2 separate regions of the Mus musculus genome follow, and region 1 is linked to region 2. Evidence: chromatin loops called from intact Hi-C (ENCODE). Cell type or tissue: gastrocnemius. All regions are shown on one strand. Links, peaks and the distances in the headings refer to the core of each region. The heading gives the core; the rest is flanking DNA.

Evidence for each region. A loop is a pair of places that touch in the nucleus more often than their neighbours do. Peaks named below come from ENCODE experiments on the same cell type or tissue, not always from the same donor. Only the 100,000 strongest peaks of a DNase experiment are listed, where the experiment ranks them.
Region 1: a loop joins it to region 2, with 2.4 times the contacts of the local background. A loop is called at or near these places in 5 of 42 quality-filtered maps.

What each region holds. Positions count from the first base shown.
Region 1 is chr9:70,750,944-70,753,755 of GRCm38, forward strand. All of the region lies in intron 8 of Adam10 (a disintegrin and metallopeptidase domain 10), which reads left to right. Among named protein-coding and RNA genes, the nearest start is that of Adam10, 73 kb to the left of the region's middle. In gastrocnemius, for the core only: no CTCF peak of the experiment used is centred there; no DNase peak of the experiment used is centred there.
Region 2 is chr9:70,677,442-70,680,253 of GRCm38, forward strand. Adam10 (a disintegrin and metallopeptidase domain 10) reads left to right here and starts at 1,541. Exons shown (of 16, transcript NM_007399.4): 1 at 1,541-1,818. The coding sequence starts at 1,764. In gastrocnemius, for the core only: no CTCF peak of the experiment used is centred there; DNase peaks (open chromatin) are centred at 1,423 and 2,112; H3K4me3 peaks cover 1,931 bases; H3K27ac peaks cover 1,738 bases.

The DNA.
Region 1 (2,812 bases), core at 289-2,788, 74 kb after region 2:
AGAAGGTGGACATGGGAACTCTGTTGCACAATACGTTCCACTAAATTACTTTGCATCAGATAATTTGTGTTATAATTTCTTTTCTCTCCTTGCTTTGAGACTCCATCTTTCTGCTTGTAAGTCTTAATTATGTTTGCTATTATCTTGTTCTTTTTAGATAACACTTCATAGCCAATTTATTGAGTTTATAGTCTTTAATATTTCTTAATCTTTCATTTTTATTTGGTTTAATTAATCTTTGTTAATTCTCATCTTGTTGTATAATTTGCCCTAAGTTTAATTCATTAAATTCTGAAGTTATCTCACTATTCTAAAATATGATAGTCGAGATTTTTGTTACATTATGGTTAATTATCACAGAATATGTATGTAGATTATTAGTGGTAGTCCTTTTTGCTGACCCAGTTGATGCAGGGAAATCAATGAGGGTTACTTACACTTAATAGTAAGTTTCTAGTCTTTATGTCTTCCTATTTTTCAAATAATCTCTTTTACTTTTGTGTTAGAATTAGGACACCATGTATCCTAGTTTCTTCTTTGTATGAATACATGTGTACTAGGACAACTCTGTCTCTTCTTTTTCAGTACTTTCCTCTAGTTGAATTTTTTTTTAAGGTGTCTTTGATCAAGAAAACAGTATCTACCTGTTGAACTGAGTTTACCTGGAGATTTCTACTTAAAATTATGCTATGCCTACAGTGGAGCCATCAGAAAAGAGTCTGGTTCCCATACAAAGATCTACAGGGGGTGTGGCTCAGTGGTAGAGCACAGGCTTTAGCATGTACAAGGCCTAGGGTTTGATCAGCACAAGGGAGAAAGTCAAAACAAAACTCGGGAAAACTATATACAGTTGCCATTTTGATTGTTATTACCATGATTTTATAACAAAGTAAATTTTATTTTGTACCAGAGGGCTCACTGTATACAGGCTGAGCTTGGATTTGTGTTAAGCTTAGGACTTGGTTGTTGCAGGTTCCCATGCATTGGTTCTAAGAGAGCCATCACCTTCCTTCAGTTTCATTTCACTTGCTGAACATCTTTATCATGCTTCTGCAATGGAGTTCTCTGGCTTGTTCAGATATGTCCTGACCTGTATTAACTGGTCTCGGTGTTAGTCAGTTAAGTGAACATAGCCGAGGCTTGCTCAGATTACTGTCACTCTTCTCATTTACTCACAAGGTTAGTTTCTGTGATAACTGCAGTAAAAGCTTACATGTCACTGATATTCTGGTATATCAAAACTAGTTGCAGTATTTAAAACAATATTTATAAAATAAAATTTAGTAAATTTTCTGTGTGATTTAGCACTCCTTAAACTGAGGAGTTATTTAGGAGATTAAGCAATATACACATCACAGAGATTATGTTTAAGAAGAGTATTCTCAAACCTACATATGATCTTGCTAAGTTAGCTAGACTTAAATACATCAATATGTCAGAAGTTTTTAATGTGCCTATTTAGTCTTTTTTCTTTTTAACTGTTAAGATGTGTATTGGAGTCTTCTGTGCCTAGATCAAATTTGACAGGACTTATTTTGGGTCAGTTTCATATGACAAGTCTTTACTGAGGCAGGATATTAATTTACTACTTGCTCAAAGCTAACATGTGGTTGTGTAATTGTTACAGAGTACTTACTCATAGATTTAATTTTTTAGTTCCTAGAGTGATGTAACCTTCAGAAAAAGAACAGAAAAAATATTCATAAATCAAAATCTATTTTCTCTATTGTTTTTTGTTCAGGAAAGGGTGTGTATAGAAACCACATGAAGGCCTGTGGGCTAATTCTGCTCTTGGCTTAGTATTCATTTTCCTTTTTCACAAAGTTCATCATGATTTCATCTTGCTAAATCATAAAATTAATTAAAAGAATTGGGAGTCTAAAATCAGGAAGATGGCAAATGCAGGGAGCTGAGCATAGGCAGACCCTCTCAAATACAAGACAAACACAGGAGAGTTCATTCTTGTCAGTGTAGGCATTGACAAGCTAGTTGAGTTGGTTTTCTTATTTGTCCCTTATTAATTTTGTGTAACTGCTGTTGGCTATGAAGTATTGTCATTTTGATCTTGAGCTCCAAAGTTCTTTTAATAAAAAGACAAATTACAGAATGCTTACTATGCTTACTTTAATTCCTTTCAATTCCTTTCCTTTCCTTCCCTTCCCTTCCCCTTCCCCTTCCCCTCCCCCTTCCCCTTCCCCTCCCCCTCCCCCTCCCCCTCCCCCTCCCTCTTCCTCTTCTTCTTCCTCCTCTTCCTTCCTTCCTTCTCTCTCTCTCTCTCTCTCTCTCTCTCTCTCTCTCTCTCTCTCTCTCTCTCTCTCTCTTCCAGTCTAGTCTTTATCCCTTTCCCAGTCTGCCCTTTGACTGTTCTTTATCCCATACCTCCTCCTCCAAGAGGATATCCTCACCCCCCACTCCCATCTCACCAGACCTCCCCACTCCCTGAGGCCTCAATAATTTCTTTTAAAATTTGAAAATTATTTCAGGGCACATCAAAATTACAGTTCAGTTCTTTTGTTTTGTTTTAAGTTCCACAGCTGCTGAAGAGTTGTGTGAATAGTGCAGTGAACGCCTGGCCGACCAGATATCCATATTCTTCCATATTTGCTTTCCTGTCCCTTTTTTTCTTCCTACCTTCTCTCCACCCTTCTTTTTCCATGTCTATTCCTTAAATCCATGTCACGCAGTGTCTTGCTGACAAATGAGTGATAGAGTGCATCACAGAACTATGAGCACATGCTGAATGCCCCTCACTCTTTGTATAAATTTCTTTCAGAGAATGTAAAATATTGAGGATATTTTAATGTGTATTTAA
Region 2 (2,812 bases), core at 105-2,604:
GCTTATGATTATTAGAATTGATTATAAACAATACTACCTAATATCAAACTTGTCACAGAGATGGATTAATAACTCAAAAAGTCAAAACTTCTACTGCCTGTGAGTACATAAGGCAGAAACAGCGCATGTGATAAGCAACATGTCTGCAGGTTACTCAGAATAGACACTTTACAAAAGGAAAAAGAAATAACAGCATTCAGTTACTCTGTATTGATTTTATATGCTTCAGTAGAAACGAATGGACAGGACAATCATGATGATGTGGGAAGTTCTGACTGCAGTATTGAGTTTAGTAATGTGAAGCAAAACAACAATTCATTTTTCAAAACAATTAAAATAAGTATATTCCTTAAGTAAGGTGTGACGGTGCATGGAAGATGGGAGGAATCAGAAGTTCATGTTTACCCTTGGCCTCATAACCACTCAAAGAATAACCTGGGATAATTAGATGAGAGATGGGAGATGGGGGTGGGAAAAGTATTCTCATCTTTATTTCTGTTTTCTTTAAAAACCACATTATCTACATTAACAATGTAGGTTGTAGAAAATATATAGGGCGGAAGTAAAAGGTTTGCAATTTATTCTTATTATCAATAATATAAACTCATATTCTTTGAGTCAACCGAAGCAGAGTTAAGTATGATGAAGACGTTGTAGTTCTTTTTTTTTTTCATTTATTCATTCGCGTTACATCCGAAGAGCAGCCCCGCTCCTCTCCTCCCAGTCCCACCCTTACAAATCCCTCCTCCCATTACTCCTAAAGTTGTAGTTCTTGAATACGAGTATAAAGAATCAAAGCGAGTAAATGAGAAGTCAAATACCGGTTTTGTAGAAGTTGGCATGAAGGAGGTATGAGGGAAACAGACTAACAAGCGAGCATTTTCTGAGCTGGAGACTAAGGACCACCGGCTTATTTATTTATTTATTTATTATTATGGCTAAGGCCTAGTAGGTGACATACATTTGCTAATGGTTCGGGAAGATACCCCTTTGGGTATTTTTTTCTTCCTGTTGGATCTTTCCTTTTATGTTCCCATCAGAGCTGTGTATCGCGGCTAAAATCATGGTTTGCTGGGACTGCTTTTGTTTACTTGGCAGCTGCAGAGCTTCAAAAGAAACAGATAGAGAAGCAAGGAAAACCTCTAGTTTTTTGGAGGCGAAGAAGCCGAAAGCCCTTCTTGACAGCTTCGGGGTAGGGTGTGATTCCAAGAGACAGTCCTTAACAGCTGGAAGAACCAGGTAGCACTTTCACAGGGAAAAGAGCGCTCCCGCCCGGGGCGGTGGGCGGAGTCTCCAGCGGCCCCGCCCTCCCAGGCCAATCCCTGCTCTCCGCCAGCGGACAGGAAGCAGCGGCGGGGCCTAGCGGCCCGGGCGCTCGCCTCGGCACGCATGCGCATTATCCCGGGGCGCTTGGGGGAGCAGGGCGGGGCGGGAGGCAGGGGTGCGGCCTCGCGAGTGTATTGGGTGCCGTCGCGTCACGTGGCGAGAAAGGAGGCGGAGGGCCGCGGCTCAGGGAAGGGGCTGAGACCAGGCGAAGAGCGAGGGCAGGGAAGCGGGGAAGGGAGGAAGGAAGAGGCCGAGGGGGAGGGAGGGCCCTGTTTTGGCGGAGCAGGGCGCGCGGCTGGGCCCCTGAAGTGGAGCGAGAGGGAGGCGCTTCGCCGGGTGCCACTGCCGGGGAGGCTCGTCGGGACCCAGCGCCGGTCGCGGCTCCCTCAGGATCGATGCACCGCGGTTAACCCGTGAGGAGGCGGCGGCCGGGGAAGATGGTGTTGCCGACAGTGTTAATTCTGCTCCTCTCCTGGGCGGCGGGGCTGGGAGGTGAGACACGACCCCGGGCGGCGACGGAGCGGCGGTCGGTCGGGCCGAGCGCAGCGTCGCGGAGCCGGGCCGCGCGTGTCAGGTCTCCTCGGCTTCTGTCAGCTCTCTCAGCTCGCCTCAGCCGACCCCGAGCGACGCTCCCCGCGCGCTATTGTCCCTCGCGCGCCCCGACCGCGCTCCCGCCGGCGGCGGCCCGAGCAGGCTGCGGAGCCCCGGGCCAGGCCTTCCCCGCCCCCACGGCCCGGCGGCCCTGCCTGCCCGGCTTCTCGCGCCGCTTTCCCCGGGAGCGGCGGAGCCCAGGCCAGCCGCCCTCGCGCACTCCGCAGCCACCTCAGCCCTGCCGGGGTCCGAGCCCCGGGACCGCGCAGACTCGCAGCAACTTGCGAGGTTGGCAGCGCGGCGGGAGCATTGTTCTGCAAGCGAGCGAGCGGACCCGGGCCGGGTGTCGGACGCCGGTGTGCGTGTCCCACCCGAGTGCCTTCCCTCCGCCTCGTGCTCTTTTCGGAGTGTTTGTAGCCAGCGCGCCGGAGGTTGTGTGTGTGTGTGTGTCTGTCGTTCTGTCTGTCTGTCTTCTGTCTCCCCGGGGCAAGACTTTAGTTGACTGAGGAGAAGGGCAAGCCGTTTTAGGATGCTCTTCGATCCATCTGTCTTTTTGAGTTGAGTCCACAGAGAAGCAAGACCGACCCTTCCTGGGCGAACCAACTTGCAGAGTTTTCTTAAACTCTCAGGTGGAGCAGACGTACTGCTTAGTCAGAGGATTGTCAGGGCTGTGCTCCCTCCCCCTGCAAATTGGAGTTCACTGTTGCTTCAAGTTTCCTGATGCTTCGGGTTTGAGACAGCGGTATTTCATTCCCAGGCTTTCCTAGGACAGGTTGCATGATTATTTTGTTCCTATGAGAAAGTGCTTTACCATAGGTAAGCTAATTTGCCGCCCAAGTGTCTGGAGAGAGGTTAGCTTAAAAGCATTGAATTGGAAACAACCCCCAGAACTTCC